2 separate regions of the Mus musculus genome follow, and region 1 is linked to region 2. Evidence: chromatin contacts called from ENCODE Hi-C data. All regions are on one chromosome and are shown on one strand. The core of a region is the stretch at or near the end of the contact, and the rest is flanking DNA. Distances in the headings are between cores, read along the strand shown. Region 1 overlaps Gm36535 (a long non-coding RNA gene). Region 2 holds the start of Mn1 (meningioma 1).

Region 1 (3,666 bases), core at 20-2,519, 380 kb after region 2:
CATCTATTTATCTAATCTATCATAATGTATCTATTTATCTATTATCTATCTATGAATCCCTCTATCAATCTGTCATCTATCTAATCTATCATCTATCTACCATCTCTTCACCTATTATCTAGCTATCTATCCATCTATCCATTTGTCTGTGTCCACTCATCCATCCATCCATCCATCCACTCCAGAACAAGCCTGTCCTGTCTTCTGGTTCCCAGGGAATCCTGCTGTGTGTTCTCACGTGGCTCACTGTTTCTCTGAACTCCAATTCTCTCAGTATAGGTGAAGCTTGGAAACACTTCTACACACCAGGGCAGCGTGAATGTCTGTTAAAGACTGGCCGATATGTTATATCTCTAGACAGATAGTGTGAGTCTAAGTCTGAATCAGTAGAGGAAGGGGACCAGGACTCTGCCTTGCACCCACAGAAGATTCCAAAGTTTCTTTCCTCCAACATAGTGGGTTCCTGGTTCTAGTGGCTTGGAAGGTGGTGGGGTATCCTCCCCATGATGGACACATTTATACTGTGCCTTCCCACCGACCCCGGGGCTTCCCCAGCGGGCGTCACCTCCTACTTACACCCATGGATGGTCCTTATGGGTCCTTATACTTTGTTCTTCTCCATGTCCCAGCACCAGCACTCTCAGGGATGGGCTAGCACAGGGATATTCAACTAGGCCCCCAGACTGGCCCCTCTGATCTAATCCAAACCAAACCAGGAGAGCAAAACCCTTAGAGGCTGCACAGCCACGGCAGAGCCCTCGTATGGAGCTGCAGGCCTTTGGCCAGGCGCTCTGCCTTCCTTGCCTCCGATCATTCTGAGCCCTGAGAATGCTCTAGAGATGCCTTGGCTGTGCAGAACCTTTTGTAAATTGTCTCATTCCTAAGAGCCCTTCCTTCCTCAAGAGAGGGAGACAGGGGGAGAAAGGCAGAGGGAGAGAAGTGAGAGAAGAAAAGGAAGGAAGGGGTTTTTATCTGCAGCTTGAGCCTCTCCTTAGGATCAGAGTTTTGTGCACTGTTTGAATAAGGTCCACAGTTGAAGGTCACTAGCCATGCCTCTCCTGTGATGAGAGCCTGGCTTGGGAACCCAGTTCTGGCCTGTAACTCAGAGAAACCAGCTTTAAAAGCACGAGTCCAGGGTGGGATGCCTCCAGAGTATTGGCTGGAGGGACCCACTCAGGGACCCTCTCTCGGCAGAGGCAGCCTAGAGGGAGGAGAAGAGCAACAAGCCAGAGAAAGAGGCCAGGCTGGGGCTGGGACAGAGAGTCCTGAATCCCATCTCCAGGTGACTCAGTGCCTGCTTTTGACCTTGGCATTGACCTCAAGAGCCTTCTGCCAGCCTAGGATGTGCGTAGGAAGGTCTCCACACCCAGCTTTGGCTGGCCGCCTTCGGGCCAGGTCACCCGAGGCCAGGCTTGCCTCATCTCGGATTCTTTTCCTTCTCCACGCTGCTCTGTCCTGGCTGCTTTGCTCACTGCAAGTCAGCACCCGTCTGCCTTGGACTGGGTCATATTACAACCACAGCCGGGGCCCGGGGACCCAACCACGGTGTGCCAGAGCAGGTGGCTCGCCTGGGACCCTGAAGTGCACACAGCAAGGTCCACGTTCCTGAGTTTTGTACAAAATCGTCCACAGACTTTAGAATCCACCAGGACGCAGGAGTCAAGACAGCTGGCCTAATGCGACTTGAGCAGAGAAGCCCAGCCCTGCTCAAGACAGCCAGCCACAGGAAGTGACTGAGCCCAGGGCCTAGGCCAAGAGCCTTGGCAGGCCAGCTCTGCAGCCTGGGGAGTCACTGGGCTCCTCAAGTTACAGGAGCTGTTGTCATGGATACCAGTGGTTTTATGGTCTAGCAAGTGGAAACACAGGACACCCAGTTCCATTTGAGCGTCAGATCAACAGTGTAAGTCAACCCCTGGCCGTGCTTGGGAGACACTGATCCTAAGGGTCATTCTTTTCTTTTCTGGATTCTCACATACCAGGGTCCCTGGTGTTTGACCCATCAAACGATGGCCTCATTATTCTTGAAGGAAACCCCTTGAATGGAAGCATCCTCTCCCCTGTGATGTGCAGAGTCCCCAGATGTCAGGAACTCAGAGATCATTTCTCCTAGACTGTGAATGTTAGGTACCCAATACAGATGTCAGCAGTGTCTGTGATGTTGATAACAATTAATAACACTTGACACGGATGTTAGTGCTCATTCGCAGAGCGTCCGCTGTGCTCCAGACACACCCTTTGCTCAACTCTGTCACGTCTTCACTCAGGGACCCTGCGCATGGTGGCTGCATCCTGTCATCATGAACCAGGTTGTTCACAGGGCTCATTCGAGATAGATGCTACAGAGTGTGTGTCCCCCAACTGCCATGGTGGGGCGCTGTGCTGAGTGGCTTGTGAGGGTCACCTCATAAAGTGTCGACTGTTCTGTACACGGAAGTTATTCCTAGGTCATCGGGAGGTCTCTACTTTGAAAGTGGGGAAACTGAGTCTCAAGCTCGGGGACATCAATAGTCAGGAAGCTCAGATCCACAGAGAGAAGCTGGCTTCTGCCCGAGTTCCATACTCCTCTAGGCTTCTCCATCGGCCACATGGTAAGTTGGATCGAGGGTAGACAAGCTGGAGCTGTGCATGTCCCCAGCTGTGCCTAAGGGACCCTACTTCCCCTGAGAACAAAGCTATCACCAAGCCTGTCTCTGCTGCAGTTCATGTCCCAGCTGTGGCTCAGGGTCCCCCAATTCCCCTGCTACAGTGCATGTCCCAGCTGTGCCTCAGGGACCCCATGTTCCCTGCTGCAGTGCATGTCCCTAGATGTGCCTCAGGGTCCCCATGTCCCCTGCTGCAGTGTGTGTCCCCAGCTGTGTCTCAGGGTTCCCCCAATTCTCCTGCTGTAGTACATGTTCCCAGCTGTGTCTCATGGACCCCAGTTCCTCTGAGAACAGCATTATCACCAAGCCTGTCTCAGATGGGGTTGAGGTTTCCTCTGCACACAATAAAGGCCCTGGGACAAATGCTTTCCAGCGCCGATGGCTGGTGCAGTAGTGAGGAAGCTTAAAGGGCAGGGCTCTAGAGAGCTTAGAATAGTTTGTTTTTTTTTTTCATTGCTGTGAAGAAATATCCTACAAGAGCCATCAGAAGGAGAAGGGTTTTATTCTGTCCCCGATTGAGGACATCATGCCCATCAGGAAAGACAAGGCATGAGAAAGCAGACCACACATGGCATCCACAGTCACAAATGCTGGTACTCAGTTCAATTTCTTCTTTGTATCCAGGCCTGGATCCTAGCCCAGGGATGGTGGTTTTCACATTTAGAGTGTATCTCCCATCTCAGTTAACCTAACCTTAGAAATTCCGTCACAGACAGGCCCAGAGGTCTGACTCCTAGGTGATGCTGGAGACTGTCCATTCAACAACATTACCATTTTGGGGGCTGGAGAGATGGCTCAGTGGTTAAGAGCACTGACTACTCTTCCGAAGGTCCTGAGTTCAAATCCCGACAACAACATGATGGCTCACAACCATCCGTAATGAGATCTGATGCCCTCTTCTGGGGTGTCTGTAGACAGCTACAGTGTACTTACATATAATAAACAAACAAACAAACAAATGTATCTTTTAAAACAAACAAAAACACCATTACCATTTTAACCAACAGAGAGGGTTCTGTGACTT
Region 2 (3,925 bases), core at 780-3,279:
CCTTTGTGCCTACACAGGCAAAGCCTCTGTCTTCTCGCTGGCTTTCCTTCCCTGTCACTTTGCTAAGTAATAATTTCCATGTCCAATTCCATTTCTTTTCTAGTTCTGAAACCTCTAAGCTATCAGCAAGAGGATAGTTCGCATGAAAACTAATTACACAAAATCAATATTTAATCACAGACCAACAACCTGATCCTGCAGAAAAATCCTTTTAAAACTCCACCACCCTGCACAAATACTTCTTCCCAATGCTTATTTATGGGCCCCGTTTTTTGGTGGGGGTAATTTTCATTTTTAATTTCAAAAGAAAAAAAAATCTGTAGACTGCAGGAAAAACCCGAGCTTGTTGCAGCTTCCTGAGAGCTTTTATTTCGAGTGTGTGAGGGTGGGGGTGGGGGTGAGTGAGTGTGTGGGGGATGGGTTTGTGTGTGTGAAAGAGTGTGTGTCTTGGGTGTGTGTGTGTGATTTCTTGAGACGTCTCTTGGGGCTTCCTGCCCCCCCTTCCTAAATCGAGCCCATTTTCCAACGTTTCTTTCCTCAGAAGCTCCAGGGAGTAATGAATCGGCCGCGAATGACACGGTAACTTTTAACTCATGCCCGCGACAGTGGAGTGCTTAATCTGAGGTTTTTAAATAAAAAGGGCTCCGGGTTGGTTTTATTATAACGTTTATTTCATTTCAGATTTCATGCGTAATTTAGCAAACGCTAGACAGACTTGGGCGATAAACACTTTCTTTTGTGGGGGGGGGGAAGGCATTTTTATACACCGTGCTTAATTTTATTTAGATTTAATAGCGATATCGGGGGCACTTCAACGAAAGTTTTTTTTTTTTCTTTTCCCCTCTTCTTTTAAGAATCCTGGCTTGCCAGCAAAATTGTCTCGCTTTATTTCATGACAAGGAAAATTAAAAGCCTTTCCGCCCCTCCTCCCCTACTTACACTTTGAGAGGAAAACTCGCACACGCATGCTGGCGCTTGGGTGCGCGCGCGTCCACAGAATAAACACCTCCACCTCCTATCACCTCCAACTTCTAACTTTTAATTGCAAGATAGATTTCAGCCTCTACTCCGTGAGGAGTAGAAAGATCTAAACAATTTTAAGTAAGATTATTGGGATAAATATTCCATATGAAATAGGGTAGGTATTAAATCACTCTTATTGATTTTAGTATCACAATCCAATTCCGTTCTTTGACCTCTTCAGTTTAATTGATCTTTTAAGGAGGCCAACTTCGCGCCCTTCAGGGCCTGGGCCTGCCTGCTTGTGGCCGCAGCAAGGTGTCGCCCCCACCCCCGCCCCCACCCCGTGCGCCCTTTGCGCGTCGCTCTCCTCAGGGTTTCGCATTGTCTCGCCTCGTCGCTCCCGCGCCGGGCTCACCCGAAGTGGCTCCACAAAGCGGCCGAGGGTGCGTGGCTTCTTCCCGGTGGAGCCAGCGGCAGAGAACCGGAAGCCGCGGACGGTGGGAGACTAGGGAAGGAGCGAGCCAGTCTCTGGTCGCAGAGACAACCTTACTTCGTGTTTCCCCTCGGCGATCACCTCGTGAACTTGCCAGGGCCGGCTCCCTGGGGCGCTGCCCCGGGCTGCAGCACAGGCGACACTTAGCGACTTTCCCTGGCGCGTCCGGGGACTCTGCCAGGCTACCCCATTGTCTGTGCGCCCCGCACAGCTCACCGCCCACCTCCCCGCCCCCTGCCCACCCCGCAGGTCGCGCTGGCTCCGGTTGGGGGTGGGGAGTTGAGAACAGCGTGAATGGGAAGGGGGCGGACAAAGCCTGGCTCCCGCCGTCGTCCTAGGCTCGCGCCCTCCCCAGCCGGGGGCACCTGGGGCGCACCCCCAACGCCGTAGCGCCGGACCCGGAGTAGCGCGGGTTGGTGGCCGGGCCTGCGCAGCCGGGACCCGGGACCACCTTAAGAGCGAGCCCCGCCCCCGAGCCCGCTCGGGCGGCGCTGATTGGTGCAGAGGTAATGGCTGGAATGGATTGCTGAAACGCAAAACTTGTTGCTGCTTCTCCCGGCGCCGGCGAGAGGCAGACGCGGAGCGGAATCCCGGACCTCGCAGCGCCTCGCCCGCCCCGCGCGCCCTGCTCGCCCGCGCGGCCCATTCCCGGGTCCGAGGGGACCCGTGGAGTGCGGAGGCGGGAACCACAGCTTCGGAACCGCCGGCCCCACGCCTCCCCTCCCGCGCGCGGCCCGAGACTCCCGCGAACTCGCGCGGCGACCGGCGATCGAGCCCGAGCCGCGGAGCCGCGGAGCCGCGCGTCTCCCGCAGCCTGCGTTCCCGCTCCGGCGCCCGCGTCTACTGCTGTGAATCCAGCACCGGCGATGAGGAGCGGAGCAGCCCGTCTTCCGAGCCGCTGAGGCTTTCGCCGCCGATCGCCCGCGGCCGACCGGAGGTGCGGGAGCCGGTGCGGCCCGGGAGCGGGGACTCGGGGCAGGGGAAGGACCAAGGGGCTCCGCTACGGCCCCAGCCGCCGCGCCGCGGACTCCAGAGGTGATCATTCTGCTCTTCCGTCCCCTTCCCTCCCCCCTATCTAACTTTTTGTCTCAGCTCGTCGGCCTCCAGGTCTCCTCTCCGCATACCCACCCGCGACCGTGCCATCGACCCGGGGCATGGGCCCCCCGACAAGGCTCCAGGAGGCGCCGCGGCCTCGCAAGACGTGAGAGGCCCGCTTGGGTCGATTTCGAGGTTCCGAAGAGCAGCGGAGAGAGCTCCTAGCCAGCGCCCGCGCGCTGGGCCGGGCGGCAGTGAGCGCTGCGCCCCGCGGTGCAGAACGTCCCGGAGCGCCGGAACCTCGGCTGAGGCGAGTACCTGGCCGGAGGCGCGCGGCGGAGCAGGCTGTCATGCCCTATTGATCCCCTCCCGCCCCCCCCCCGCCCCCCCCGCCCCCGCCAAGTATGTTTGGGCTGGACCAATTCGAGCCCCAGATCAACAGCCGGCACGCTGGTCAGGGCGAGGGGAACTTTAACGAAGCCGGACTGAGCATGAACGCCCACTTTAAGGCTCCTGCCTTCCACGCCGGGCCTCCTACTGGCCCCGTGGACCCTGCAATAAGCGCTCTGGGCGAACCCCCGATCTTGGGCTTGAACATGGAGCCCTACGGCTTTCATGCGCGCAGCCACTCCGAGCTGCACGCAGGGGGGCTGCAGGCGCAGCCTGTGCATGGCTTCTTCGGCGGTCAGCAGCCTCACCACAGCCATCCCGGAGGCCATCACCCGCACCAGCATCACCCCCACTTTGGGGGCAACTTCGGTGGTCCGGATCCAGGTGCCTCATGTCTGCACGGGGGCCGGCTGCTTGGCTACGGAGGTGCAGCGGGCGGCCTGGGCAGCCAGCCTCCCTTCGCAGAGAGTTATGAGCACATGGCGGAGAGCCAGGGGCCGGAGGGCTTCGGCCCGCAGCGGCCAGGAAACCTCCCGGACTTCCATAGTTCGGGCACCTCGGGCCACGCCGTGCCTGCCCCGTGCCTGCCTCTGGACCAGAGCCCTAACCGGGCTGCCTCTTTTCACGGCCTGTCCGCCTCTAGCGGCTCGGATTCTCACAGCCTGGAGCCCCGGAGGGTGACGAACCAAGGAGCCGTAGATTCCCTGGAATACAATTACCCGAGCGAGCCGCCCTCAGGACATTTTGACATGTTTTCACCCTCTGACTCTGAAGGGCAGCTGCCACATTATGCTGCGGGTCGCCAGGTTCCCGGGGGCGCTTTCCCGGGTGCTTCTGCCATGCCTAGAGCCTCAGGCATGGTGGGTTTGTCCAAAATGCACAGCCAGCCACCCCAGCCGCCTCCACAACAGCAGCAACCGCAGCACGGAGTGTTCTTCGAGAGGTTTGGCGGGGCCCGAAAGATGCCTGTGGGTCTGGAGCCTGCAGTGGGCTCCAGGCACCCGCTAATGCAGCCTCCCCAGCAGGCCCCACCACCCCCGCAGC

The links. Hi-C counts contacts between places; a loop is a spot of excess contacts on that map.
Region 1: a loop to region 2 is called in a map of heart, with 2.9 times the contacts of the local background. The contact joins the enhancer-like site here to the promoter of Mn1 in region 2. A Hi-C loop is called at or near these places in 6 of 37 maps with a recorded cell type or tissue (Patski, gastrocnemius and heart).

Annotation. Positions count from the first base shown.
Region 1 is chr5:111,798,427-111,802,092 of GRCm38, forward strand. It overlaps Gm36535 (a long non-coding RNA gene), which reads left to right. Exons shown (of 2, transcript XR_003955955.1): 2 at 2,445-3,666. Among named protein-coding and RNA genes, the nearest start is that of Gm36535, 6.9 kb to the left of the region's middle. Within about 2 kb of position 1,270, at least 1 of the 3 ENCODE cell types and tissues checked has a DNase peak (open chromatin) inside an H3K27ac peak, as active enhancers do; it is heart, where a contact is called at or near this core.
Region 2 is chr5:111,415,271-111,419,195 of GRCm38, forward strand. It overlaps Mn1 (meningioma 1), which reads left to right and starts at 2,030. Exons shown (of 3, transcript NM_001081235.2): 1 at 2,030-2,393; 2 at 2,549-3,925. The coding sequence starts at 2,896.